Linked DNA regions of Homo sapiens: regions 1, 2, 3 and 5 are each linked to region 4. A link is an interaction called in ENCODE POLR2A ChIA-PET data of the cell type or tissue named here. Cell type or tissue: MCF 10A. All regions are shown on one strand. Each heading gives the region's core, and the rest is flanking DNA. Links, peaks and the distances in the headings are about the cores only.

What was found. ChIA-PET counts read pairs that join two places held together with the same protein. Peaks named below come from ENCODE experiments on the same cell type or tissue, not always from the same donor. Only the 100,000 strongest peaks of a DNase experiment are listed, where the experiment ranks them.
Region 1: POLR2A ChIA-PET joins it to region 4 with 20 read pairs; 3 of 35 experiments call an interaction of 5 or more read pairs at or near these places.
Region 2: POLR2A ChIA-PET joins it to region 4 with 17 read pairs; 4 of 35 experiments call an interaction of 5 or more read pairs at or near these places.
Region 3: POLR2A ChIA-PET joins it to region 4 with 21 read pairs; 9 of 35 experiments call an interaction of 5 or more read pairs at or near these places.
Region 5: POLR2A ChIA-PET joins it to region 4 with 16 read pairs; 5 of 35 experiments call an interaction of 5 or more read pairs at or near these places.

Annotation. Positions count from the first base shown.
Region 1 is chr1:167,570,774-167,576,750 of GRCh38, reverse strand. No RefSeq gene overlaps it. Among named protein-coding and RNA genes, the nearest start is that of CREG1, 20 kb to the right of the region's middle. In MCF 10A, for the core only: no CTCF peak of the experiment used is centred there; a DNase peak (open chromatin) is centred at 3,520.
Region 2 is chr1:167,794,224-167,800,200 of GRCh38, reverse strand. No RefSeq gene overlaps it. Among named protein-coding and RNA genes, the nearest start is that of MPZL1, 75 kb to the right of the region's middle. In MCF 10A, for the core only: a CTCF peak has its summit at 3,004; DNase peaks (open chromatin) are centred at 2,960 and 3,990.
Region 3 is chr1:167,597,845-167,603,821 of GRCh38, reverse strand. No RefSeq gene overlaps it. Among named protein-coding and RNA genes, the nearest start is that of RCSD1, 29 kb to the left of the region's middle. RefSeq lists an enhancer at 2,056-2,205. In MCF 10A, for the core only: a CTCF peak has its summit at 3,601 (motif pointing left); a DNase peak (open chromatin) is centred at 3,561.
Region 4 is chr1:167,660,066-167,666,042 of GRCh38, reverse strand. The region is part of intron 1 of RCSD1 (RCSD domain containing 1); the gene reads right to left. Among named protein-coding and RNA genes, the nearest start is that of RCSD1, 33 kb to the right of the region's middle. RefSeq lists an enhancer at 2,904-3,003. In MCF 10A, for the core only: no CTCF peak of the experiment used is centred there; DNase peaks (open chromatin) are centred at 1,732, 2,432, 2,842 and 4,282.
Region 5 is chr1:167,562,017-167,567,993 of GRCh38, reverse strand. No RefSeq gene overlaps it. Among named protein-coding and RNA genes, the nearest start is that of CREG1, 11 kb to the right of the region's middle. RefSeq lists an enhancer at 2,706-3,905. In MCF 10A, for the core only: no CTCF peak of the experiment used is centred there; DNase peaks (open chromatin) are centred at 3,153, 3,883 and 5,083.

The sequences.
Region 1 (5,977 bases), core at 483-5,482, 89 kb after region 4:
AAGGGTTAGATGAAGGAGGAGTCAAAGATGTCTCAGGTTTTCAGGTGACAAACCAGCAGTGTACCCTTTTATTCAGTTAAAAAATACAAGAATAAGATTGGGTGGGAAGTTCATTTTTAGACTTAAGGTTGAGAGTCCTGTGACACATTCAAGTGGAGCTGCTAATTAGGAAGCTGGAAATACAGAGTCAAGAGCTGTTATCCTTCTGATGGCTAATGAAGCCACAGGAGAGGATGAGAGTGCTTAGGGAAAGAGTGTAGAATAAGAAGGAAAGACGGCTTACAACAGAGCCTCAAGGAGCTGCAAATTTTATGGCTAAGTAGAAAATGAGGAGGAGGCAGAGGAGATTAAGATGTGCCAAAAAATAGCAGAAGAACAGGAGAAGAAAATCAGGGGGTCAAAGGAAGAGAATGTTTTGAGAAGAATGAAGTTGGCAGTTATGTTGAATGCTTCTGAGAAGTGAAGTGTCCACTGGCGTTAGTAACATGGGAGTAATTGTCACCTTTGTATGGAAGGATGGGGAGGAAAGCCAGAGTCATTAAGTCAAAGAGTGGGAACTGTTATTTCTTCACCCTCTTGACTTCCAGGTCACTGCAGGGTTGTCTTAGATTCTGTCCTCTGACTTCTCACTGCTCATTCCTCATTCTTCATTTTTCCTCTGTGATGCACAATTTTTTGCTCCTTAGTTCAGCTAAAATCCAGGTCCTTATCTCATGACCGAGAAAAATTAGGCATGCAGACACATTGAAAAGTGAGGAGGGTGGAAAGGAAAACTCTCAACAAGAGGGGTCCTGCACTCAGGTTTTCCACCTCAAAAATTGAATACCAGGCCACCACGCACGAGTTGAAGAGACCCGGCTCCCGCCTGCATAAGGCACGAATTCCTGGTGGCTCCACCCCATTCTTTCAGTGCGCATACAGGCTCTTAGTCTGAGCCACTCCACGTTGATTTAGTTTCCTTACTGCGCGTGTGTTAAGGGATGAAATTTTCCACTGTGGGCATGTTTTTTTTTTTTTTTTATTCTATTTTATTTTTTTGAGACAGAGTCTTACTCTGCCACCCGGGCTGGAGTGCAATGGCACGATCTCGGCTCACTGCAACCTCCACCTCCAGATTCAAGCAATTCTCCTGCCTCAGCCTCCTGAATAGCTGGGATTACAGGTGCACACCACCACGACTGGCTAAGTTTTTGTATTTTAGTAGAGACAGGGTTTCACCATGTTGCCCAGGCTGGTCTCAAACTCCTGAACTCAGGCAATCCACCTGCCTCGGCCTCCCAAAGTGCTAGAATTACAGGTGTGAGCCACTGCACCTGGCCCACTGTGGGCATGTTAGGCAAGCCCCCTGTGCACAATGACCTGGATGGCATTTGGCTGTCTCCTGCCTCTATCATTCCCCACCTAAAGAAGTACATCTAACTGCTATTAGAATAAGGATAAATATAAGGATGAAGACTAATCTTAACTGCTTCCTGCTGACAGGATATGCTGTTTTGGGAAAATGGTAGTCAGATCTCCCTTGGAGACCTATCTAAGGGTCCTGGTAAAAGGGGCCATCATCCGAGTCTCCAGTTGCATGACCACTTGGAGTTTAATGGCCTGAAGGTGAGAAGAGATAAACCAGGTTATTAGAAGACATGTATCAAAACAAAACAAGAGGGCAAGGATGGCTCAAAAATCCTGAGGCTGCTGACATGCCCAGATAACTGGTGGCTACAGTTATGCTTGCTAAGATTTGGATGCACAGGGCTTGGCTTTGGTTAGCTCCCTTGCTCTTATTTTCTCAAAAAAGGAAACCTTCGGGTGATGGGCACCCTATTTACTCTTATCAACTGGAAGGATTTGTAGGATAGTTGCCCAGAACTAGAATATTGATCCAAGCACTTATCCTTCTTTAAGCCAATTAATTAGAGCTTTCTTATAGACATCACACACAACACATATATAACTAAACAGAGAAAGAAGATCTGATAGCTATAAGATTTTTTATTTGCCAATCTCCTAATTGGATTATTGCCCTCCAGGTGGGGCCCTTTAAGAGCAAGGCTAGGAAAGCATGCTGTTTCCAGGGCCCGACAAACAGGTATAGCTGGAAGACAAAAACAAATTTTGAGAGGGACCTATCTGTTTTTAATTCCTGGGGTTCCATGAGGAAAACAGAGGTTTCTCCCCAAATGGAATCTGTGGCACCTTTTCTGTTTTTCCCAAGGAGTCCTAGGCCATCAGAAATTATCTTAGGGTCTCTCATGCATGCATTAAGAGTGGCAACGCAAAATGGAGAAAAGTAATTCAGTTGACTTTTTCTAGCAAAACAAGATCCAAGAAGAGAAAAACATAAAGTCCTTTTAAATACACCTATAACTTGGATATCCACTTTTAATTAAGCTGAGTGCTCTTTAAGAAAGTCCTGGCTGGGCATGGTGGCTCAAACCTGTAATCCCAGCACTTTGGGAGGTGAAGGCAGGTGGATCACTTGAGGTCAGGAACTCAAGACCAGCCTGGCCAACATGGTGAAAGCCTGTCTCTACTAAAAATATAAAAATTAGGCTGGGCATGGTGGCTCACACCTGTAATCCCAGCACTTTGGGAGGCCAAGATGGCTGGATCACCTGAGGTCAGGAGTTCAAGGCCAGTTTGACTAATATGGTGAAACCTTGTCTCTACTAAAAATACAAAAATTAGCTGGACGTGGTGGCATGCACCTGTAGTCCCAGCTACTCGGGAGGCTGAGGCAGGAGAATTGCTCGAACCTGGGAGGTGGAGGTTGCAGTGAGCTGAGATCGCACCACTGTACTCCAGCCTGGGCCACAGAGTGAGACTCCATCTCAAAAAATAAATAAAATAAATAAATATATATACAAAAATTAGTCAGGTGTGATGGTGCGTGCCTGTAGTCCCAGCTACTCAGGAGGCTGAGACAGGAGACTTGCTTGAACCTGGGAGGCGGAGGTTGCAGTGAGCTGAGATTGGGCCACTGCACTCCAGCCTGGGTGACCAGGGCTGACATTCCTGACCCCTGAGAGTGTCAGGGTTGGGGGATAGGGTGCAGTTTCCTCTCCCTTAAGTCTGAGGACAAGAAGGCTCAGAAACAAAAGGGAAAGAGATTTTTGAGTCTGCATTTTACTCACCCTTTTTCAGGTCCCCATACAGGCACCAAAATAATGCAGGATATTTTGCTCCTTAGTTCAGCTAAAATCCAGCTAAAATCTTGTCTCACAACCAAGAAAAATTAGGCCTGTGGACTCATTGAAAAGTGAGGAGGTTGTAATTTATTAAGTGAAAAGAAAAACTGTCAACAAAAAGAGGGGTCCTGCACACAGGTTTTCCACCTCACAAAATTGAATACCAGGCCACCACACACGAGCTGAAGAGGCCCCCTCCTGCCCTCCATAAGGTGTGAATTCCTGGTGCCTCCACCCCATTCTTCCAGTGCACATGTGGGCCCTTACTCTGAGCCACTCCACATTGATTTATTTCCCTTACTGTGCATGTGTTAAGGAACGGAATTTCCTACTGTAGGCATGTTTAGGCAAGCTCCCTGTGCACAATGACCTGGACAGCATTTGGCTGTCTCCTGCCTCTATCACCTGGATGGCTTTCTCTATGTCTCTCCCTCTTCTTAACAGGTAACAGACCCTCCTCCCAGATTGTGCATAGAAGTTTGAGGCAAATTTGTCTCTGGTGCAAGGGCATGGTGGCCTAGGAAGCACATTCAATATTATTTTCCACTTTCTAGTACTAGGGCAAGGGCCACCATTCACACAAAGCCCTAGTAATCAATGGTGTGCTAGTAAGTGTTTAACAGCCAGCTCTCCAGGTAGAAAAAAAAGGGCCCTAATTTTCAGCATTTGCCAATATCTGTGGTGTAAATGCTGTCAACATGGCCAATTTCAAGCCACTGTAAGGTAACTGAACTTGGAGATAGGAAGCTACATGTGGAATCGGCTACTTAGAGCTGGTACATGCTGGCTCCAGCACACGGCTGCCTCTGCACCTACCTTCAAACTTCTGTCTGGAAACCACTTGTACTTTTTTCTTCAAATCTACTTCCTCCAGAATGTATCAACAGATTTGGCTTAAGAAGCATACTTGACACATAGGAGCTATTAAATTGTATTTGTTGAAAGACTGAAGGAATGTATGAAATCGTTTCATGCTCTACCAACTGTGTGTATATAGCATGAGCCGAATGGTACTCATTGAAGAAAATATAGTTTATTTGAAAGACACCCTGGACATAGAAAGTGCCCTGAACTTGAAGTCAGAAAACTTAGGTTTAAGACCTAGCTCTGTCACACATTATGAATCTCACTTAGGGTATGTCTGTTAATGGCTCTGGACTTTATTTGGATTGTCTGTAAAATGAGGCTACTAGGAATCTGCCAGAGGCTGCTGGCAAGATGGCCGAATGGAACAGCTCCGGTCTGCAGCTCCCAGCAAGACCAGCACAGAAGGCGGGTGATTTCTGCATTTCCAACTGAGGTACCCTGTTCATCTCACTGGGACTGGTTAGGCAGTGGGTGCAGCCCACGGAGGGTGAGCAGAAGCAGGGTGGGGTGTCACCTCACCCAAGAAGTGCAAGGAGTGGGAGAGCCTCTTCTTCCCAGCCAAGGGAAGCCATAAGGGACTGTGCTATCTGGCCCAGATACTATGCTTCTCCCACAGTTTTTGCAACCCACAGACCAGGAGATTCCCTCAGGTGCCTACACCACCAGGGCCCTGGGTTTCAAGGACAAAACTGGGTGGCTGTTTGGGCAGACACTGAGCTAGCTGCAGGAGTTTTTCTTTTCATACCCCAGTGGCGCCTGGAACCCCAGTGAGACAGAACCATTCACTCCCCTGGAAAAGGGGCTGAAACCGGGGATCCAAGTGGTCTCGCTCAGCAGTTCCCACTCCCACGCAGTCCAGCAAGCTAAGAACTACTGGCTTGAAATTCTCGCTGTCAGCACAGCAGTCTGAAGCCAATCTGGGATGATTGAGCTTGGTGGGGGGAAGGCATCAGCCATTACTGAGGCTTGAGTAGGCGGTTTTCCCCTGACCGTGCTAAAAAAGCCTGGAGGTTTGGAACGGGCAGAACTCAACACAGAGCGGCAAATTGGCTGTGGCCAGACTGCCTCCCTAGATTCCTCTTGCCTGGGCAGGGCATCTCTGAAAAAAAGGCAGCAGCCCTAGTCAGGGGCTTATAGATAAAACTCCCATCTCACTGGGACAGAGCATCTGGAGGAAGGGGCGGCTGTGGGCGTAGCTTCAGCAGATTTAAATGTTTCTGCCTGCCAGCTCTGAAAAGAGCAGCGGATCCTGACAAAGAGGGTTCTACCAGCGCAGTAGAGCTTGAGCTCTGCTAAGAGGCAGGCTGCCACCTCAAGAGGGTCCCTGATCCCCGTGACTCCTGACTGGGAGAGACATCCCAACAGGGGTTGACAGACACCTTATACAGGAGAGCTCCAGCAGGCATCAGGCCAGTGGCCCTCTGGGACAAAGATTCCAGAGGAAGTAGCAGGCAGCAATCAGAGGGTGCAGAGAAATAGGAACACTTTTACACTGTTGGTGGGAGTGTAAATTAGTTCAACCATTGTGGAAGACAGCATGGTGATTCCTCAAGGATATAGAACCAGAAATACCATTTGACCCAGCAATCCCATGACTGGGGTATATACCCAAAGGACTATAAATCATTCTGTTGTAAAGACACGTGCAAACGTATGTTTATTGCAGCACTTTTTACGATAGCAAAGACTTGGAACCAACCCAAATGCCCATCAATGATAGACTGTATAAAGAAAATGTGGCACATATACACCATGGAATACTATGCAGCCATAAAAAAGAATGAGTTCATGTTCTTTGCCGGGACATCGATGAAGCTGGAAACCATCATCCTCAGCAAACTAACACAGGAACAGAAAACCAAACACTGCATGTTCTTCCTCATAAGTGAGAGCTAAACAATGGGAACACATGGACACAGGGAGGGGAA
Region 2 (5,977 bases), core at 291-5,290, 130 kb before region 4:
GATCCTCCCATCTTACCCTCCCGCCCTTGCCCCCAGCCCCCACCACCCACTATCCCTGAGTAGCTGGGGCTAATTTTTAAATTCTTTCTAGAGATAGAGGCCTCATTATGTAGCCCAGGTTGGTCTCAAACTCCTGGGCTCAAGCAATCCTCCCACTTCGGCTTCTCAAAGTGCTGGGATTACAGGCGTGAGCCATCACGCCCAGCCAGCCCTCATCTTTATATCCCAGAACTTGGCATAAGGTCAAAGCTTAGAAGACCTTCAGCAAGCTCTATCTTGTTCTCAGATGCATTGTAGCACTTTGCAATGTGTGGGACATCATAGGCTATAAATTATATTGAGTGAGTAAAGAGTGTATGCTGTCTATCCACGAGAAAGTGTCAGCCACCAGACCACTGCTGTGGGGGGTACCCCCATCCCCACCATGAAAAAAAAAAGGCTATGGAGGATTCTGAGCTTGTGTGCATATAACCTGACACAACTATCTAAAACGTTGCCAACCCCTGTGTGGTCTGCACCAGTGTCATCCAATAGAACTTTCTGCAATGAAGGAAATGTTCTGTATCTGCACTGATCAATATGGTAGTCACAAGACACACATGTAGCCACTGAACACTTGCAGTATGGTAATGTGACTAGAGATATAAATTTTAAATGTTATTAATTTTAATTAAGTTTAGCTGGGTGCGGTGGCTCATGCCTGTAATCCCAGCACTTTTTTTTTTTTTTTTTTTTTTTGAGATGGGGTCTCTCTCAGTCACCCAGGCTTCAGTGCAGTGGCACAATCACGGCTCACTATAGCCTCCGCTTCCTGGGCTGAAGCAGCCCCCCCACCTGAGCATCCTGAGCAGTTGGGACTACAGGCATGTGCCACCACACCCGGCTATTTTTTTATGTATTTTTTTTTGTAGAGACAGGGTATCACTGTGGCAAGCCAGGTCTCACTAACGCAGGCCTCCATTACAACTGTCCCAGCTCTGACTGAGTAGCTAGGTTAAACATTAAAGCTGATTGAGCCAGTGCCCTTATACAAAGGGCGGAATGTAACAAAGAGCCCACCAAGAGTTGTGCCTAGGCTTTTCCTGGGCCTTGAAGCATGACAAGATAATGAAGGAATTCTTAACAGGACCCTTTTACGATTAAACAAGTTTTATTGGGGGTCTGAAGAAACTCCCCAGGCCTCCACAAACAAGTTTACTGGGATCTAAAGGAACTCCCCAAACCTTTATGATTTAACAGGAGACAAGATAAGGGTAATCACCCCAGCACCTACACCTATTTACATTAAGTAAATTTACTGAGGCTCCAGAAGAAGGTCTTCAGGACTCAGACCTTAGTCATAGATTAAAAGAAGTTAATCACTTATGTCTTTAGATTAATGCACACTTACACACAGACATATAGCTTGAAGGTATATACACTCTGAAAAACTTCGTAATTTTGAGTTGTTCTGGCAATAATTTCCAGGCCTTCTCCCTGTAACTGGTTACAGAAATAAAAACTCTCTTCCTCCCCAGTTCATCTGCATCTCATTATTGGGCTGCGAGACATAGCAGCCTGACCCTCAGTTTGGTTTGAGAACATCACCATGTTGCCAAGGCTAATCCCAGCACTTTAGGACATTGAGGCAGGAGGACTGATTGAGCCCAGAAGCTCAAGACCAGCCTGGGCAACAGAGCAAGATCCAGTCTCTACAAAAAATTAATTAAAAAAAAATTAGTCAGGTGTGGTGGCATGCATCTGTAGTCCCAGCTCTCAGGAGGCTGAGGCGGGAGGACTGCTCGAACCCAGGAGTTTGAGGCTGTAGTGAGCTGTGATTGCACCATTGCACTCAAGCCTGGGCAACAGAGTGAGGCCCCATCTCTTTCATTAAAAAAAAAAAGTAGGGTCGGGTGTGGTGGCTCATGCCTGTAATCCCAGTACTTTGGGAGGCCGAGGCAGGTGGATCACTTGAGGTCAGGAGTTCAAGACCAGCCTGGTCAACGTGGTGAAACCCCATCTCTACTAAAAATACAAAAAATTAGCCGGGCGTGGCGGCACACACCTGTAGTCCCAGCTACTCGGGAGGCTGAGAGGGGAGAATCACTTGAACCCAGGAGGTGGAGGTTGCAGTGAGCCGAGATCGTGCCATTGTACTCCAGCCTGGGTGACAGAGCGAGACTCCATCTCAAAAAAAAAAAAAAAGAATGTGGAACATTTTACAAAACCTTGTCCAAGATCTTGCCGGCCCAGCAGAATCCCCTGTCTAAAACAAACAAACAAACAAACAAAATTAAATGGCCACATGTAGCCAGTGGCTGCCATGTAGTACAGTGTAGGTCTGTGCCTATCTCCATTAACCTTAACATGCCAAAACAAAGCCACCGAAGGTTGAACTGAGATGTTTCTATAGCACAGAATGATATCAACTTGGATGAGAAGAGAGGTACTAATATATAAGAGAAAATATATCAGGCTGGAGAGGCAAACCCTTTTATCAATATGTAGTTATCCAATTCTTGTGATTCCAGGATATCAATTTAGTGCTTAGTAACAGATTAGATATTAGTCTAATGCACAGGTACTACATTGGCTAAGCTGCTCCTATTTCTCTATCCTCCTTCATATGACCTCTCTGCCTCTACCAGAAGAACCTGCATTTTGCCGTGACTTTAATGGCATGCCTACTGATGGGAGGAGGAGGTGTGATGGGTAGCCATAGAACTACAATCTAAAAGCTTGAAATTAATTTGAATCAACACAATTTACAATAGAAACCACAAATTTTTTACTTTCTCTTATGGTATTTTTTAGAGAGGATATGGAAGAAGGCCAGTTATTTCCAGCCAAGTACAAGCTCTCCTCCTAAGTTTATTTCATGTATCTCCCTCGGGTATTTTTCTCTCTTGCTCAACCTCAATTAGTCAGCATTAAATGATTACCACGACCTCCTCTCCAAGAGCCTGGTGTGTCAGAGGGACTCAGGCAGCACTCAGCAGTGTGATCTCCTTGCCAGTGAGGCAGTGTTGTTTCATCTTCCTGTAACCCCATGAGCTCAGTTCAGCTTCCTTGGCTGCAGGACACTGAGCAGTGTGGGACTTGCTGGCTGCTGGGAACTGTGTGTTCCACAGATGCTTGACATTCTTGGGACCCAGGTACTTGATCAAGCTTTTCAGAAAGTTTTCCCCTGCTGAGGCAACCTTCTTCAGGAATAGCTTACAAGTAAAAGACTAAGGCTTTTTCTCAGATAGGAACATCCAGACGCGTTATAGACAAACATCTGGGATTCTGCTGGGCCGGCAAGATCATGGACGAGATTTTGTAAAATGTTCCACATTCTTTTTTTTTTTTTTTTTTTTTTTTTTGAGACGGAGTCTCGCTTGTTGCCCAGGCTGGAGTACAATGGCACGATCTCAGCTCACTGCAACCTCCACCTCCTGGGTTCAAGTGATTCTCCCCTTCTCCCCGCTCAGCCTCCCGAGTAGCTGGGACTACAGGAGCATGCCACCGCCCCCGGCTAATTTTTTGTATTTTTAGTAGAGATGGGGTTTCACCATGTTGACCAGGCTGGTCTTTAACTCCTGACCTCAAGTGATCCGCCTGCCTCGGCCTCCCAAATTGTTGGGATTACAGGCATGAGCCACTGCACCCGGCCAAATGTTCCACATTCCTATGAATCTATTGTACCTTCTAAGAGATTCCCTACAAAATATATTTAAAAGTTCTTTCTTTTAAAAGAAACTTTGTAATTTAAAAAATAATTCTATTCAAAGGCAGAGAAAGAACCAACAATGTACTCTAGTATTGAAATTCAGTTTCCTTGGAGTCCTTATCACAGAATGAGAAACCTCAGGCCTTAAGATGGTTTTTAGCTGTTCTATCCCCCGCTCCCATAGCAGAGCAGTGACTCAGGTATAAATACCTGAAATCATTTAATGCCCTGAAGGGCAAAGTAACCAGAATTTTGTCAGCCCCACAGCACGGAGGGCAAGGCTTGAAAGCAAATCTGCACCACATCCTCTTCACAGAGGTAGGGAGATTTTAAAAGACAAACAAACAAACAAACCCAGCCCTTCCTTATATTCTGCAACACTAAAGGCCAGCTCCACAAAGGCCACAGTGAAGAAATGGATGGACAAACAAATCCAAAAGCCTGAGCCAAGAAGGGACAATAGCTTCACATCCTGTTTGCAGGAGGAAATGGAAGCTGGAAGCAGCAGTTCCCTACGGACCCCTTTGGGCTTTACGTCTATGTTTTCTTCTTTGCAAACACAGCCAGGTCTCCCGTGGATTCTAGAGCTCCCTCCTGCCTTCCACTCCCAGTTGTTTTTCTAACAACCCAAGACTCAGTCAAACTTGAGAGCAGCCAGTGTGCTCTGTGGCCAGCTCCTGATGGCTTTAGGAAGGATGTGAGGAGGGCAGGGGAGCTTGTGAGCCACTTTCATCGCTCTCAGATATTAGATCCCATTTCCAAGGCCAAGGACGTGACTGATTCTGTGTTGCTTCTCTGAGCCTGCAAATTATTTGGCTTTTCTTCCTTAATAGCTCATGAAGGCAAATGACAATTACAGCACTACTTGTAATAGCCAATAACAAAACAACTGGAAACAACCTATCCAGAAGATCAGAAATGGTTTAAAATGCAAAGGCTGGCTGCGGTGGCTTATGCCTGTAATCCCAGCACTTTGGGAGACCGAGGTGGGCGGATCACCTTAAGTTGGGAGTTTGAGACCAGCCTGACCAACATGGAGAAACCCTGTCTCTACTAAAAATACCAAATTAGCAGGGCATGGTGACGCATGCCTGTAATCCCAGCTTGGGAGGCTGAGGCAGGAGAATCGCTTGAACTTGGGAGGTGGAGGTTGTGGTGAGCTGAGATCACGCCATTGCACTCCAGCCTGGGCAACAAGAGTGAAACTCTGTTTAAAATAGAAAGAAAAAAAGAAATGGTTTAAAATATTCCGGCGCATCTACAAAAGACAAAGTCCTGCAGGTGCTATTATCTAATGACCTAGTTCTTCATGCTGAAACTTCTCTGCCATAATGCTAAGGGAAGAAAGCAAACTGCAGAGCACCATGATCCCATTTTGGGTTTAAAAATAGGCAAAAAAAAAAAAAAAAAAAAAACTTTACCAGAACTATGTTTGGATCCTGACTGGAAGAAACCACTTGTAAAATGCCATTTTTTAAGACAAGGGAAACTTGAATATTAACTGGGTAATAATATATAAAACCAAGGATTTTGTTTGTAAAAAATGTGTTTTAGGACAGGTTTTTGTTAAATGTGACAAGATATTGTGATTATGTAAGAAAATGTCCACATTTTTAAAAGATGCACAGTGAAGAATGTAGGGGTGCACTTACATGATTTTGGGATTTGTTTTAAAATAATTCAGAAAAGAGGAAAAAAGAAAAAAGGGGCTGGATAAAATAAGTATTGAAGATAATAAGTGTATGCAGGTTGATTTTACTATTCTCTCTTCTTTTGTATATGTTTACATTTTTCTTTTTTTGCCATCTCACCAATTTAATAAAAAGCAGAAAATTCAATCAATCATCAGTCAATCTTTTCATTTCCAAAAGGATCAAATAACCTATGGGGCATTAATAGGATCTATTCTTTTAATGTCTTCAAGGAACAACCAGAACGTTTTAAGCAATTTTCAGTATGATGATACAAATAATTGAAACAATTATCTTTCAAGTTTCCTGTCTAACTGGGTATTTCAAACAAAAATGCTAATATTGCTGAAGTGAGTTGATACATGCTCTGAAATCCCCACATCACTTGACACCTCTGGGAAATTTAAGTGGCCTTCATATTTCAAGCTCATTAATACCAGTGGAAATCATACCTGCAATAAGAGAGATGAACTTTCAGCACATAGGAAGCTGCCTTTCCATCACTGATGAACAGGGTGTAACAGAAAGGTGACTCCAGGCTGTATGTGAGTCGTAATTCCTGTCATGTAGTTTTGTTACACTCAGCCAGTCATAT
Region 3 (5,977 bases), core at 542-5,541, 62 kb after region 4:
AAAATTAGCCGGGCATGATGGCAGGTGCCTGTAATCCCAGCTACTTGGGAGGCTGAGATGGGAGAATTGCTTGAACCCGGGAGGCGGAGCTTGCAGTGAGCTGAGATTGTACCACTGCACTAAAGCCTGGGCGACAGAGCGAGACTTCATCTCAAAAAAAAAAAAAAAAAAAAAAAAGTCTGGATTATGTGGCTTAGAGCCACAACTCTGCTACTTAGATGTGATCTTGGCAAGTTGTGTAACTTCTCTGAATCTCAGATTTTTCCTCTGTACAATGAAGTGATGAAATTAGCCTACCTACCAAGCTCGGATATTGGAAGGCCCAAATAAACTCATGTCTTTGAATGCTGCATGTAAGCTGCAAGGTCCCATGAAAAGTGAAGTGCTACAGCATTGGGCCACCCAGAGGGGGGTTTTTGTTTTTGTTTGTGTGTTTGTTAAGCATTTGGTGCTGGTTCCTCAGCTTGGTTTAGGGTGAAAACCACATATCCAAGTCTTCTGTATGGTATTTCCACTCTCAAGGGAATACTTTAGCACATCCTATTCACTTCTACTGGTTAGCCTGCCTCTCTCCCCAGAGCCCTGCCACTCTTGTGGGCTCCCATCCTTCCCTTGGGTGCAAGTCACTGCCAACCCACCCCGACTGGCCACTTCTGATCCCTAATCACAAGTGGGTAATAAAGGCCCCGAAACTTACTCCTCCCGGAGTGGATTTGGGTGGAGGGCCCCGAAACAGGCCCTGCAGGAAGGAGCCCAGGAAACGGCCCCCGGCAATGCTAATCTGAGCGTTTTTCCCCAAGCATATGCAACAAACCTCAAAAGGCCACCTCGGCATGCTTTCACACCCCTAGTTGAGATTGTATGACAGTCAGCAGTGTGTGTTAGTTACAGCAGGACCAGTTGTTATCTATTAGCCTCTAAGCTCCTTAAGGAAAGAAGGAAATAAACCTTTTCTCAGCATCTATTATGCCTTAGGCTCATAAACAATGTGCCAGCATTTATTCCTCACCCAACCTCACTGCCAGGAGGAATTATGACCTCCTTCTTGGTAGATGAGGAGTAAGAGGTTGAAAGAGTACCTTGTTCAGTACCAGACAGTCATCAAGTGAAGGTGGCAAGATTTGAATCCAGGATCTGATGCCAAGTCTGGCTCCCTCCTATGACACCGTGATTAATCTGTACTGTAGTTGAGTGTGAAAAGGTGGAAACTATGTGTTCAGCCATTGTACCTTCCCTTGAGCACTAACACGATTTCATGCCAGCAGGGCCTCAAAAGGATTAAAGAGAATGGCATTTTTCACCATTTTATCTCTGACAGTGCACAGCACAGTTCCTGATACGTGAAACAGGTCATTATGATATTTATTGGACATACCGAAATTGTTGGACTGATATTTTTTAAAAAATCATAGCTGTATTTATTCATTCCAAGAGCTGAAGGTGAAAGTGCCTTGCAAAGCCTTCCTGGGAGTAAGGTTGTCAGGCAGATAAAACAAGCTAGTGAAATCAGGGAAAAGATTTCCTGGACACAACTGTTCATGCCAGGCTTCCTGGCGGAACCACAGCAGGAGTTAACCAAGGGTCTACTGTGGTTATTGCCTGAGCCACACTCACAGCCATGAATCTGTGGCAAAAGCAGATGGCACTTCCGGCAGACATCCCCCAGAGGAGAGAATTTTCCATGAGGCCTGTGTATGGCAGCCAGCCATCCTGGGTTTCCTGGCATGGTCCAATTTCCCATCTTTTGTCTCAAAGTCCTTAGAAGGACATATGTATGGGGTGGGTAAAGTCCTGCTCTTAGTTATTTAATTTATTTATTTTTACAGGCAGCCTCTCAAACCAGAGTAGGCTCAGAGAGACTCCTGAGTCCTGCTTTTGAATTTGGAAAATATGGTTATAGCAGGCACGTGGAAAGTGCCTTTTATTGCCTCCCACCTGCAGATCAAAGGCAGAGGGGCCGGCCTGCCCAGGTCAGCCTGTTTCACCCGGGAAAGGGAGGGCCATCTGCTCCAGTCAGGAAGCCCTGGGGAGCCTTCTAATAGAGGAAGCCCACCAGGGCCAGAGCAGGGCTGTGTCCTAAGAATTCAACAGTCCCCGAAAAGTCCAAGAAAGTGGTAACAGGAAAGAAGCAACAGCAGAAGCAGAAACTGCTCTTTTGATCTCATTGCGCAAAGGAAGGAGGTGACCCAAGGCCTCTTGTGACACACACAGAAGCACATAGAAGTATATTTGGGGAAGTGTGTGAGAGCTCTCCCCAAAGATGTCTTCAGATTAGAGGTCAACCCTGGGTGGCTGCCCTGGGGCAAGCTGGGATGCTCTTGTGGTTCAGCTCTTTCCACACTCAGACGGGGTCACTGCTGGGTAACAATATGCCTAGCAAGCACAGGTAAACCAAGCCAAAAGCCTATTTGTTTTCTAGGATCAGTCTGTTAACCCCTCAACTCCCAGCCCAGCCAGGCAGGTCCCTATGGGTTAAGCTTTGTGCTAGGCCTCAGGAGACCTTGGGTCTCATCCCGATCCCCTAAACAGCTCTGAAGCCTGGGGCACATCACTTTTTTCCTCTGACCTCAGCATTCTCACCGGTTCAGTTAAGGAATCAAGAAGGCTAACAGAAGTTTAGAGGGCTTACCGCACACTGGCTGATCACTTTGCCCTGAAGTGATTCAACACTAAAAAAGCTCGAAAGTGTTAGTTTTCTTCAGTTTGGTAAAATCTGTGTGATTCTACACATCCTATTCATTCATTCGCTTGCTTAAACTTGTCCTGAGCATCACTATACATCAGCACTGCTAAGTAACAAACACTATTAGTGTCTCCTTATTGAGTTCCAACTAAGTGTCAGGCGCTTTAGATAGATTACCCCCACTTAATCTTCCTCACAGATCTGTGAGGCAATACCTCCATTTTTATTTATTTACTTTTCTTTTTTGAGACAGGGCTTTACTCTGTCACCCAGACTAGAGTACAGTAATGCAGTCATAGCTCACTGCAGCCTTGACCTCCCAGGCTCAGTTGACCCTCCCGTCTCAGCCTCCCAAGTAGCTGGGAGTACAGGTATGTGCCACCATGCCCAGCTAATTTTTATATTTTTTTGTAGAGATGGTGTTTCACCATGTTACCCAGGTTGGTCTCAACTCCTGAGCTCAAGCAGTCTGCCCACCTTGGCCTCTCAAAGTGCTGGGATTACAGGCGTGAGCCACTGTGCTCAGCAATACCTCCATCATTAGAGCAAGAAAAGGTTAAGCAGCTTGCTCTAGGTCATTCATCTTTCATTCTCAGTCAGTCTCCAAAGCTGGTGTTTTAATACACTAGTTCTATCCCTGCAGAGCTAAATGAGATGAGGTCATCCTCATTTCAAGGAAGTTCCAGCTAGCAACCCTGTGGTCAGAAGGCCAGGTTGCAGCCCCGAGAGTCCTGGCATTGTTCATAGGGTACATTAGGACATGTCACACTTGGAAAACCTGGCGAGCCTAGAACACATAGCAAACCATTTTTCTCTGCATGTTCCTAGCCACGGTTCTGCAGACCTAGCTTCCCACATGAATATTCTTTCTGTACCATGAATATTACAAACTACAGAAATAGTGCCCTCATGTGTCAGGAGCACAACGCACCTTTGAACTCTGGAGAAAGGCACATTTTAAACAATCTTAAAACTATGAAACACTTTTGTTTTTGCTTCTTTTGTTTGTTTTCGCTTTTGCTTTCTATGTCTTTGAAGCATGCTGGGAAGAAATGATGAAAAATTGCTAAATCTGCAGAACTCCACCCAGAGGCAAATTACTAAGTACCAGGACCTGCAGGAGAAACTAAAGGGAAGTAATCTTGGAATAGTTGGTATTCTATGAATTGTGCATCTGTGGATTCAACCAACTGCGGATCAAAATTGTGTGAGAAAAAAATTCCACAAAGTTTCAAAAAGCAAAACTTGAATTTGCATGCACTGAGTACTACATTGAATCCAGGCAAATGAAGTGATGTGTAAGCATTGCATTAGGTAGTCCAGATGTGATTTAAAGTATTTGGGAGGATATGTGTACATTATATGCAAATACGATGCCATTTTTTTTTTTTTTTTTTTTTGAGACGGAGTTTCGCTCTGTCGCACAGGCTGGAGTGCAGTGGCGCGATCTCGACTCACTGCAAGCTCCGCCTCCCGGGTTCACGCCATTCTCCTGCCTCAGCCTCCCGTGTAGCTGGGACTACAGGCACACGCCACCATGCCCGGCTAATTTTTGTATTTTTAGTAGAGACGGGGTTTCACCGTGTTAGCCAGGATGGTCTCGATCTCCTGACCTCGTGATCCGCCCGTCTCGGCCTCCCAAAGTGCTGGGATTACAGGCGTGAGCCACCGTGCCCGGCCGATGCCATTTTATATAAGGGACTTGGGCATTGATACGGTTTGGCTGTGTCCCCACCCAAATCTCAACTTGAATTCTATCTCCCAGAATTCCTACATGTTGTGGGAGGGAACCAGGAGGAGGTAATTGAATCATGGGGGCTGGTCTTTCTCATGCTATTCTCGTGATAGTGAATAAGTTTCACAAGATCTGATGGGTTTATTAGGGGTTTCTGCTTTTGCTTCTTCTTCTTCTCTCTTGCTGCCGCCATGTAAAAGGCGACTTTTGCCCTCTGCCATGATTCTGAGGCCTCCCCAGCCATGTGGAACTGTAAATCCATTAAACCTCTTTTTCTTCCTAGTTTTGGGTATGTCTTCATCAGCAGCATGAAAATGGACTAATACAGTAAATTGGTACCAGTAGAGTGGGGCGTTGCTGAAAAGATACTCAGCAAATGTGGAAAATGTGGAAGCAACTTTGGAACTGGGTAACAGGCAGAGGTTGAAACAGTTTGGAGGGCTCAGAAGAAGCCAGGAAAATGTGGGAAGGCTTGAAACTTCCTGGAGACTTGTTGAATGGCTTTGCCCAAAATACTGATAGCAATATGAAAAATAAAATCCAGGCTGAGGTGGCCTCAGATGGAGATGAGGAACTTTTTGGGAACTGGAGCAAAGGTGACTCTTGTATGTCTTAGCAAACAGACTGGTGGCATTTTGCCTCTGCCCTAGAGATTTGTGGAACTTTGAACTTGAGAGAGATGATTTAGGGTATCTGGTGGAAGAAATTTCTAAGCAGCAAAGCATTTAAGAGGTGACTTGGGTGCTGTTAAAGGCATTCAGTTTTAAAAGGGAAACAGAGCATAAAAGTTCAGAAAATTTGGAGCCTGACTATGGAATAGAAAAGAAAAACCCATTTTCTGAGGAGAAATTTAAGCCAGCTGCAGAAATTTGCATAAGTAGCAAGAGCCTAACGTTAATCCCCACGACCATGGGGAAAATGTCTCCAAGGCATGTCAGAGGTCTTCACTGCAGCCCCTCCCATCACAGGTCCGGAGGCCCAGGAGAGAAAGTGGTTTTGTGGGCCAAGCCCAGGGTCCCCGTGCTGTGTGCAGCCTAGGGACTTGGTTCCCTGTGTCCCAGCTGCTCCAGCCATGGCTGAAAGGGACCAACATAGAGTTCAGGCTGTGGCTTCAGAGGGTGAAAGCCCTAAGCCTTGGCAGCTTCCATGTGGTATTGAGTTTGCAGGTACACAGAAGTCAAGAATTGAGGTTTGGGAACCTTCGCCTAGATTTCAGAAGATGTACGGAAATGCCTGGATGCCCAGGAAAAAGTTTGCTGCAGGGGCAGGGCCCTCATGGAGAGCCTCTGCTAGAGCAGCGCAGAAGGGAAATGTGGGGCTGGAGCCCCCAAATAGAGTCCCTACTGGGGCACTGCTTAGTGGAGCTGTGAGAAGAGGGCCACTGTCCTCCAGACCCCAGAATGGTAGATCACTGACAGCTTGCACCATGTGTGTGGAAAAACTGCAGATACTCAACGCCAGCCTGTGAAAGCAGCCAGAAGGGAGGCTGTTACAGAGGCAAAGCTGCCCAAGACCATGGGAACCCACCTCTTGCATCAGCATGACCTGGTTGTGAGACG
Region 4 (5,977 bases), core at 682-5,681:
GCCAGGAGTTTGAGAACAGCCTGGCAAACATGGCCAAACCCCGTCTCGACTAAAAATACAAAAATTAGCCGGGTGTGGTGGCACACGCCTGTAATCTCAGCTACTCAGGAGGCTGAGGCACGAGAATCTCTGGAACCTGGGAGGCAGAGGTTGCAGTGAGTGGAGATCATGCCACCGCACTCCAGACTGGGCAACGGAGTGAGACTCTGTCTCAAAAAAAAAAAAGGTGCTCATCAAATTTATTAATAATGAGACAATAGTAAAAATGGGCAAAGGATTTAAACAGACACTTCACCAAAAAATACATATGAATCACTAATAAGCACATTAGTCATTAGGTAAACACAAATTAAGACTGTAAAGAGATACCACTACACACCCACAAGAATGGCTAAATTAAAATGAACTGACAATACCAAATGACGGTGAAGCTGCAGAACAACTGGATCACTCCTATATTGTTGGTGGGAATGTGAAACAGTATAGTCACTTTGAAAAATATTTTGGTAGCTGCTCGTGAAGTTAAGCATACACCTACACTACACCTACCAACAATCTTACTTGTATTTGCCCAAGAGAAATGAAAGCTTATGTTCACATAAATACTTGTATACAAATCTTCAAAGAAATTTTATTATTAATATCTGAGACCTAGAAATAACTCAAATGTCCATCAATGGGTAAGTAGACAGACAAATTGTGTTATACGTACATTATGGAATACTATTCAGCAATAAAAAGGAACAAACTACTGATACACACAGCAACATGCATGAATCTGAAAAGCATTGTGTTAAGTGAAAGAGGTCAGACAGAAATGACTTCCCGTATGGTTCTATTTACATAACATTCTTTAAAAGGCAAAACTATAATAACAGAAAGAAGATCACTGATTGCGTGGGACCAGTGGTGGGGGCAGGGAATTGACTGTAAAGAGTGTGAAGGGTCTTTTGGGGTGATAGAAATGCTCTATATCTTCTTCTTCTTTTTTTTTTTTTTTTTGGTGACACAGAGTCTCACTTCATCACCCACGCTGGAGTGCAGTGGCACGATCTCGGCTCACTGCAACCTTCACCTCCTGAGTTCAAGAGATTCTCGTGCCTCAGTCTTCTGAGTAGCTCGGATTACAGGCATGCGCCACCACGCCTGGCTAATTTGTATTTTTAGTAGAGACAAGGTTTCTCCAGGTTGGTCCGGCTGGTCTTGAACTCTTGACCTCAGTTGATCCACCCGCCTTGGCCTCCCAAAGTGCTGGGATTCTAGGCGCGAGCCACTGCACTGGGCCAATTTTTGTATTTGTAGTAGAGACAGGGTTTTGCCATGTTGGCCAGGCTGGTCTCAAACTCCTGACCTCAAGTGATCTGCCAGCCTCAGCCTCCCAAAGCACAAGGATTACAGGCGTGAGCCATAACAGCCAGCCAGAAATGCTCTATACCTTGATCATGGTCTACATCTCGTGGTGGTGGCTATATGACTGTATACATTTGTCAACACTCATCAATGTATACACTTAAAAGGGGTGAATTTTATTGTAGATATATTTTACCTCAAAAAGGTGATTAAAACATTTTAAAGTGCTCATGATAGTTCAAATACAAAAGTTGAGGTGCACTCAGGCTGCAGGAGGTCTTTCATTTGCCCTAGGGCTAGGAACCTGGCTTGGTCTCAGGATGCCAGCTCTGTGTGCCTCAGGGCGTGAGCAGGAATGCGCTGTGGCTGCAGGAGGCTGGCAGCCTCTGGTAGCTGCTGGGAGTAGGCCACATCCAGCCACTCCTGTCCAGCCCAGGGCAGCTGCCAGGACTCATGCAGCAAGATAGTGGAGACAGCACAGAATTTGGAGCTTGGCAAGACCAGGTTTGGATCCCACTCTGTAATTGACGGGTTGTGGGATCCTAGGCAATTGACTTAACTGTTCAGACTCTCATCTGTAAAATGAGGATAATAACACCCCCTACAAGGTCATGGGGATACTAGGAGATGGTGTTTGATTAGACAGTTTGGGTTCACATCCAGACCTTGCCTTTTACTAGATGTGTGATCTTAGGCAAGACACTTGACCTTATTGAGCCTTAGTTTCCCCACTTGTAAAATAAACATTTATAATAGCACTTATTTTTTAGAATTGTGATAAAGCCCAAATGAGATATTGCATATAAAGCCCCAGCACAGTGCCTGGCACATAATAAGCTCTCCCCTCATTTTAGCTATTGTTGTTGTCACCTAAGATACCAACTGGCACACAGTAGGTGTTAGTCAAAATGTGGGCTCCCTTGCACTCTTCGTAGAGATACCAGGCTGTTGCCAGTTTGGCCCTGAAGAATTCTAAGGGGGTGGCAGGGATCTGCTGTTGCCAAGTCATTTTCATTCCCATCTTGCAGAATAGGTTGGCAGAGCAGATGGGCTGGCATTGCATCTTCATGTCGGAGGAATTTACAAATGGGAGTCTTTGGAACCACAAGAGCAAGCTGGAGTGTGATTCTGGCCTCCAGCCATGAGGACACTCTCTCAGAGAAGGGCCATTTGTGTGCTGGGGTCATTTGGATGTCTCCAGGCTGTGGGGTAGGGTAATGGGTCAGGATCAGCCTTCAGAGGGAAGACTGCTTGTGGCTTCTGCAGGTTGGGGAGGGTCTTGCCGTTACCCAGGCGTATGGTATGAAGGGGCCATAAAGGGCAAGTCCAGTGCAGCTGGCTAGTGCAGCTGGCCTCAGGGGTGTGGCCACAGTTTGAGGGCTGTGCCTGCCCCTGCAGGTCTAGGCCTGATGGGGATAATTTCTCAAGTGAGGGCAGGGGCTCTCAAAGGCTTCTGTGGGTGAATGGCCTGAGTAGTTCTCCAGGGAACACAATGGTCTAGGGAGTGGGACTACGGGGTTAAGTCTCTGAGCAGACAAGCCCTGTCCTGCAAAGTTAGAAGGGAAGATCCAGATGAGTCATTTCAAGAGCTGAGCAGCTGGGAGGCAGGCGAGGCCACTGACCCAGCAGTCAGAGGAGCGGCGTGAACTCACTGGCCCTGATGACCTTCTGCTTCATCTGTGAGATGAGGGGCTTGCAAAGGACGCTTCCTAAGACCCACGCTGCTGGCTTGCTCTTCATTTTTAACATAACGTAAGAAGAAAATTGGGAAAACTTGGGTTATCTTTCTTATGTAGATGAAAATAGAGGTGGATAATGGATAACCTAAATAAGTTCAGGCAGAATCGCAAGAAACTCGGCCAGGGAACTCAGGGATGCCAAGCAAACCCAGCGCTTGCTACAGCCCCAACATCTTCACACTCAGCTCTTCCAAGTAAAGAATCCCATCCCTCCTCCTCCTCTTCCTTCCTAAGAAGATTTTAGGAGTGGAACTCCCTGCCTTTCTTAAATCAGGAATAAAATGCCCAATATGATACGGTCCTTTTATTCCAAATTAGCAAGCTGAGGCCAGCCGTTCTTTCGAAAAGGAGAGTTTCTGGAAAGCAGATGGCATGGCTCAAATAGCCTAGGAGGTGTCCACAAGCAATTATAGAGGAAAGTGGATGAAAAACTGGTAATGAAGAACAGTGACCAAGATGATCAAGGGACACAAGGCCAGAAGAAGTATAATTGTGAACGGGGAGAAGAAAAAAAGAAATGAGGAGGCAGAAAGAGAAAGAGAGAAAGAGAGAGACAGCAAGATCAAGACAGCCTGCATATACCACATACACACACGAGTGTGCTGCCTGCACACCCCAATCCCCCAGCACCCCAGGGGATTGCTGCTACCCAGCTAGGGAAAAAATAACCTTCACTTTGGTTTCATCAGAAAAGTCATAAAAGATGGAATGAAGATTTTGTTTTCTTTCCTGTTACTTTTTTGCCATCTGCTACAGCAAGGGCACAGGCCCAGCCCCTTGGCCAGCTTGAAAGCCTCATGGTTCTGAAGCAGGAAGGGTCAAGGCAGGAAGCAGGGGCTCTAAGAATAGAATGGGTCATCTAGGGAAGCTTTTGGAATAGATACAGACAGGGCTTTTCACTAATCCCCTAGGGTGAGTGACTGGGGCACTCCTCACTCCCTCAGGGGGCTCCCAGACTCTAAGCAGAGGTTAACATACAAGGTTGCTGCACAGATCAATCTGTGCATTATATTCCTCATGGGAAACCCAAGAAGGGTCCTCCTTATAGTGAGCACAGAAATATAATGGCCCCTCAGCCCAAGAAGCAATGAATGCAAGATCTAAGATACAAATAAGCCAATCTTCTCTTGCTACACTCCCATCAGCATCTGTACTATCCTCCACCAAAGGCATGAGGAATCTCTTTTTGGATACTGGCCAATCTGCTCCTTGTGTAGTTATTTGGGCAGATGACTCACAAGATTTTATATATATTAATCGACAGCGGAACTGTGGACAGCCCAGGCAGTACTTTATCCCACCACCTCAGCACATCCACATCCACTTCCTAGTGGCCTCCAGGAGCCCAGGATGGTGGCTGCTGTGGCTTTTGCAGGAGAGGTGGCTCCACTCTTAGTGGCTTCCAGCCACTACACCCAGAGAGGATCCAGGATTGCAAAAGGACCTTCTAGATCCCTACAGAAAGCAGAGAGCAGAAATGGTGTTCATTTCCACCCCAGGGTCAGCACAGTGCTGGCAGTGAGGCCAGACTGGCCCATGCTTGTCTGTCTGCGATCAGCCTAACGTCCAAGCACAGGCTGGCATGGAAGATCCAGAACTAGGCCCTCAACCAGGGACTCCACCAGGGGAGGATGTGGAGTTAGAAGTGCAGGGTCTAGTCCCAGACCTGCACTTCACGGCAGGGACCCTGGACAAGCTACCTATCTTTTCTCGACTTCATTTTCTTCCTCTGTAAAATGGGGATGATATCTACTACATAGGATTATAATGAAGATAAGTCACAATGTGTATGGTAAGTGCCTTATAAACCAATGTTTATTTAAAAATAAGGAAATCCCAATATGTATTATTCCTATTTTCAACTGATTTTACTTAATGTGGTTAGGGGCAGGCCCATGTTGGGGATAGAACATGCTTGATAGTCAAGATCAAGCAGGGACTTCTTTAGGCCCCTAGTTGAAAGCAATGAGATTTAAGAAGATTCAGTGTCCCTACAGAATTCTTAGCTAAACCTCATTTTGGTGGAGGCCAAAGGAAGTTCCTGAAAAATAAAAAACAATCAACCAACAATTTGGTGGTGGGGAGGAGTTTATAGAGAAATTAAGTTCCTCTGTATTGAAGTTGACAGACCAGTTAGGGAAATATGAAACCAGGGTATATCAAATGCAAGAGTGAATTAAAGCTGGGCACGGCGGCTCACACCTGAAATCCCAGCACTTTGGGAGGCCAAGTCAGAAGGATTGCTTGAAGCCAGGACTTCAAGAACACCCTGGACAACAAAATGAGACTCCATTGCTACACAAAAATAGAGAAATTAGCCCAGCATGCTGGCATGCACCTATAGTCCTACATATTCAAGAGGTATTCAAGAGGCTGAGGTGGGAAGATCACTTGAGCCCAAGACTTCAAGGCTTCAGAGAGCTATGACTGCACTCCAGCCTGCAACAGAGTAAGACCCTGTTTCTAAAAAAAAAAAAACAAAACAGTGAATTAAGGAGCCAATGGTATAGAGGTTGTAACTCTAGGGGGCATGATTCACAGCCCAAGGAGCAGCACAGGTTGTTAAGTGTGGCTGTGGCTATGGGCCCAGGAAGGAGAAGTGATGGGGTAAGGATGGGGATCAGATGTGATCAAAACGTGATTATAGACAGTGTTCTGGAGATGGAGTGTCTGACTGACATCTCCACTCTGTTCCTTATGTGACCCTGGGCAAGTAACAACCTCTGTAAGCATCAGGGGCCTCATCTAAAAGTGAGGATAGGAACGCTTAACATCATAGGCGTCAAACAAGAGAGCACATGTAAAATGCTTAACACAGAGCTTGGCACACAGACAAGTGTTCAACAAATGCAAGCTATTAAGCATGGAGCCAAGGTATTTGGAATCTA
Region 5 (5,977 bases), core at 370-5,369, 98 kb after region 4:
GTATATAAAGTATTGAAATGAGTTCCCTGCAGAGACGTTGCTATTATAATACAGCAAGTCAGGCATCCATTTCCCTGTGCGGCTGAGACAGGAGCTGCTCCAGCCTTTCTTCCCGAGCATCCCTCTGTTCTCCTGATGAAGTCACTCCGTAACCCACAGCCCTCCAGGGCAGCTAAGCCAGCAATAAGAAAGGAGGTTAATTTACCTCTACCTGCCTCCTCCCAAAGAGAAAATCACATTTTTGAAATCCACATGAAACTTAGGGTCATAATAAGCTTATGTGTGAAGAATGTAGGTGGTTTGCGTTGTTTGTAGAACAAAACTAGGCTCTGCGAAGAGGTTGCAGTGAAATAAACATTTTATGGAGCCCTTCCTGCAGTGTTTTTTTTTTTGTTTGCTTTTTGGAGGTGGGGCCTACTAAAAATTTCTGTAACATGTCTGCTTTTAAAAACATTTGCCCATCTTTACCCATGAAGTATTGAGAGCGCTTATTGAGGGTTAAAGTGCTTATTAGTGGGAGTTGACCTCATGGCTGCATGGCCAGAGAAGCCCTGCAGTGGGAAGGGGCTGCCCTTGTCTTCCTGTCAGATCTTGAAGGCCTGGCCAGAGCATGTTACCCTCTTTAGGCATTTTTCTTTTTACTTTCAATAAGGGGTCAGGCTTTTAAAAACATTCTATGTCATCCTTAAGGAAAAAATAAAAACAAATTATTGTGAATGGCCAAGAAAGTCTATCAGGAAGGAAATAAAGTGGAGAGAAAAACAACCACAGGCTCTTTCACCAACTCTTGGAGAAGCAGGAAACATGGCAACATCAGGGCGAATTTTTACTCATCCTTGACCTCTGTCTGGAGAGGGGCAGTGACTCTACCTCCCACCCAGGACAGGATGCTGTGGTCGTGAGGAGGGCACCTCTGGGCACAGCACCTACCTGGGGCTATGCATTCCTTCTGACCCAGCCTCTCTGGCACCTGGGAGTGACTTGTGGAAAACAGGATGTCTGTTAGTCTACTCACTAAATGCTAGATCTTGAGCAAGGTCTGTAACCCCCAGGGGCTTCAGTTTCCTCAGCTGTAAGATGGGGCTGAGAAAAAGAGCTCGTAATCCCTTACCCAAGACCCTTGGGCCAAACGTGTCTCAGAATTCAGGATTTTCAGATCTGAGAAAGGTAAGAAGCTGCCCAGAAGTATCTATTTTATGTACTACACAGAAAAGAAAAGAATTTCACATTTCTTGAGGCAGCCTGGGAAACTTCCTAGAATAGAGAAAGTGGTGTCTGGAGCAGTACCTGCAATCGAATACACTGAGAGACACCGAAGGACCAAGAAGTTTCCACTGAGGCTGTGGCATGTCCTCGTCCTCCACAGCTGTTCTTCCACCCACTCTAACACGTGACCTTAGCCCCTAACTGCTCCTCCTCATCCCTCTTAATGAAATCCAAATTGCCTGAACAATGGTGGCTGATGTGCAAGAATTCCTCTCTCTTCTAAAATCCATCCCTCACCTACTATTCCTGAACTTCCTGAATTAAGGCTGACCCCCCTGCTAAGGCCCTATAACAGCAATAAAAACAACAACAACAAACAACAAACCCAAAAACCCTCCCTCCTCCCCCAAGGTATTTGAGAACACTCCTTTCAGGGACTGCTTCTGCCTGGCAGTCTGGATTAAAGTCTACGGTCATGGTGTTCCGGTTGCTTTTCCTCCACAACATTCATAGTTCTGCAGTGAAACATAGGAACACCTGCGGAGCACAGGATGGATAAAAAACATGAAGAGTCTCACCGAGGGAAGGTGTGCTGGCAAATGACTGTTTTCAGAGCTTTTTGAATTTTGGAAATGAGGATGTGAAATTGAGGACCTGTGGTATTATGTCGTAGAGTTGATGTGAAAATGAAGTGAGATAGTACATGAAAGTATTTGGAATAGTACTGGGCACACAGAGCTTGATAAATATTTGCCATGGTGATTATGCTGAGAGTTTTATGTAACCAAGGAGCTGTCACATTGGGGTTCAGACTCACAGGTGCACAGAGGGACCACAGCTTAGGACAACACCATGGGAGAGGGTATCCTCTCATCCCTGCACCCTGAAAAACTTTGCAATGGCAAGTTTCCAGCCATACCTGCATCTGGCTCTAGGCTGCCTGTTTCTGGAAGAGATCCTGTGCATCCTCAACAGCTCCACATACAGGCTCTGAATGCAGCCTCTCTGCAGAAGACTCCAGTTTCCCAGTTATCAAATGATTTATTTTTGTACAAGGCAATCGTAACTGACCCCATGGCTTGAAGAGCAGCCCAGAATTCTTGGGCTTCTTACTGGGGCACATAGATAGAAAGAATATATTCTTTTGATAGAAGTAAAAGAATGTAGAGTGATATCATCTTAAATTGTACTTCAAGTTATAGAAACTATGGAAGGAAACATAGCTAAAAACATTTAAAACAAGCTTGTGCAACCTGTGGCCTGTGGGCTGCATGCAGCCCAACACAAATTCGTAAACTTTCTTAAAACATTATGAGAATTTTTTGCGATTTTTTTTTTTAGCTCATCAGCTATCATTAGTATTAGTGTATTTTACAAGCGGCCCAAGACAATTTTTCTTCCAATGCAGCCTAGGGAAGCCAAAAAAGTGGACACCCCGATTTAAAACATGGCTCATAATTTAATCATCCACATATTAATTCATTTAACAATCAGTGCCTGTGCACCTGTGTGGCCCAGGCACTGTTCTATGCCCAGGGGATTCCGAGCTGAACAAAACAGACAAGTTTCTCCTCCCATGGAGTTTCCATCCTAGTGAAGACGGTGGACAAATAACTAAGTAATATAATGATTAATCGTGGTGGGTGCTAGGAAAAAAACAAAACTGGGTAATGGAGCTGGGAGTGTCTGGAAGTGGGTATTTTGGATGGGGTAAGTCAGGGAAGGTCTCTATGAAATTATCTTCAACAGTTGAGAAGGGGTTTGGAAAGAAGCTGGCTCATGAAGAGCTCAGAGAAGAAAGTTCTTAGCAGAAAGAGGAACAAGTGTAAAGCCCCTGAGGCAGAAGGGATTGGAGATGTTTGGGGAGCAGCCAGGAGAGGCATGTGGCTGGAGCTGGGGACTGAGAACAGGAGGTGTGGTTGGAGAGGTATGCAGAGGCCCGCTCTACCAGGTCAGACCCTGCAGGCCATGCCAAGCAGTGTAGCTAGTAAGTGTAAGGAGTAGCCACTGGAGGGTTTAAGCAAAGACATGATGCAATCTCGTTTATCATTGCTTGAGGAGCAGGAGAATTGTTTTCTATAGTGCCTTCTGGTCTTTTATTTTTCACACACCCTTCATGGAATTTGCTAGGCATAGCTTTTAAAGGGCTCTGAATTCATTCTTGTGACTGTATCTGGTATTCTAGTGGTCATCTAGGTCACTAACAGTGCCTTGGGTCACCACCTCCAAAATTAAGCCATCCCCACATGTAAAAACCTGTGACTATCAGTCTTAATGCATATGATGTTGTGTGACTTTTTCTACTGTACAAAAAACCCCTTCCATTAAATATAAATGCACATTAAATATTTAGCAAACACTTGTTTAAGGAATGATGCATGTGGAACAAGAAGTAAATGGCATAAGCTCCCAATATACAAGCCACATATTATCGTGACAATTCAACCTTACCTGTCATTATTAAGCTTTCATTTTCCTTCTTGCTTTTAGGAAAAACAGCCCCAGCATTCCCTATCTCCTGACGCCTCCCTGCATCACACATCCACATTTTAGGTAGAAGGAGACTTTCACACCCAGCTCAAGACTCTCGGAGGTTGTAGACAAGCAACAAGGAGAATGTAAGGGCCAGCCAGTCTGGATTCAGTCCAGCAGCTGCCCAGTTGAGACCTGGACCAAAGCCAACTTCTCACTCACCTCCAGCATAGTCACTATCTATCTAGCTGATGATTTCTCCTTCCTTTCAATGAAAGCTTTAAGTGGCTTCTGTTTGCCTGGGAGACAAAGTGAGTCACATTCACAGTAGCTCTTTATATTGATGACCCTTGTCTCCACTCATGATGGTGGGGCCTCTACTTCTCCTCCAAGTCGCTCCTATCACCAGAGGCGTCTCACTTATGAGCTCAACCTCCTTTGCCTGCTCGGGCCACCTCTGCCTGCACAGCTGCATCAGGGCCCTTCTTCTGTTGTCACAGCCTTCAGATGAGCCACTTTCATGGGGAACTGTTGCACCGGATACTGCAGCTCTGCACTGGCCTACAACCACCGGGCATCATCGAAACTGGACCTCCACTATTGCCAAACATTACTGCCAACATATGCACTTTCAGTTCATGTTGTTGAGGTTTTTTTTAGCCCCTCCTTCCCCTATCCATCATGTTCCACTTCTAGACTAAGGCATGAGACCAGGGGAGGTTATAAAGCTGGACTGGAGGATAAATATAAGTTGTAGGTGTTCTTCCATCTTCTTTGTTACCCCCTCCTCTCTGAATACTGGAGTAGTATAACAGCACCAATCCCATATGCTTGCCTTCCTCACCCCCTGGTATCATGTCCTGTGTTAATCTCCTCTCCTTGAATGACGGAATGTCATTCTGAGATTATGAAAAAATTGTAAGACTCCAGTGGAGCCCTGAGATGACTGCGGCTCCTGTCAACAGCTTGACTGCGACTGTCATGACAGACCTTAAGCCAGAACTACTTAGTCAACCCACACCTCAATTCCTGACCCAAAGAAATAATGGAATAATACATATTCATTATTTAAGTCACTAAGTTTAGGGATAATTTGTTAAGGAGCAACACAAACATAGACACATAAAAGTATAAAAATCAAGTGTAGAGCTCAATGATTGTTTCATAAGGTGAGCACACCTCTGTAAGCACTGCCCAGCTCCAGAAACGAACATTGCCAACAGCCTCGAAGCTCCCCTCATGCTCTCTTCCAGTCATTATCTCCCAAAAGGAACTGTTGTTTTCATATTTAGACCTTAGAATTATTTGTCTACTTTTGAATTTTATATAAGCAGAATCATACATGTGTTTTGTGGCTGGCTTCTCTTGCTCAAGATCATCTTTATGTGATTCATCCATGTTGCTTCATGTAGCAGCACTCATTGCTGAACTATTCCACTGTGGGAATAAACCACAGTTTATTTTCCATCCCACTGTCAATGGACATTTGGGGGCTATTACAAGTAATGCTGCTATGAACATTCTTGTACACATCTTTTGGTCAACATATGTCAGTATTTCAGGCTGGCTATGGTGGCTCAGGCCTGTAATCCCAGCACTTTGGGAGGCCAAGGTGGGTGGATCACTTGAGTCTAGGAGTTCAAGACCACCTGGGCAACATGGCGAAACCTTGTATCTACCAAAAAATACAGAAAATTAGCCAGGAAGGATGGTGTGCATCTGTAGTCCCAGCTACCTGGGAGGCTGAGGTGGAAGAATCACCTGAGCCAGGGAAGTCGAGGCTGCAGTGAGCTGAGATCGTGCCACTGCGCTCCAGCCTGGGCAACCAGAGTGAGACCCTGTCTCAAAAACAAACAAAACAAAACAAAAAATATATACAAGTATTTCAGCTGGGTATATACTGGGGAGTGGAATTTCTGGGCCATATGTTTAATAGACACTGCTGGCCGGGCACGGTGGCTCATACCTGTAATCCCAGCACTTTGGGAAGCTGAGGCGGGGGGATCATGAGGTCAGGAGATTGAGACCATCTTGGCCAACATGGTGAAACCCCATCTCTACTAAAAATATAAAAAATTAGCTGGATGTGGTGGTGTGTGCCTGTAATCCCAGCTACTCGGGAGGCTGAGGCAGGAGAATTGCTTGAACCAGGGAGTCGGAGGTTGCAGTGAGCTGAGATCACGCCACTGCACTCCAGCCTGGTGACAGAGTGAGACTCCATCTCAAAAAAAATAGATACTGCCAATCAGTTTCCAACCTGGCTGCAGCAGTTCACATTTCCACCAGCGGTATGTGAAAG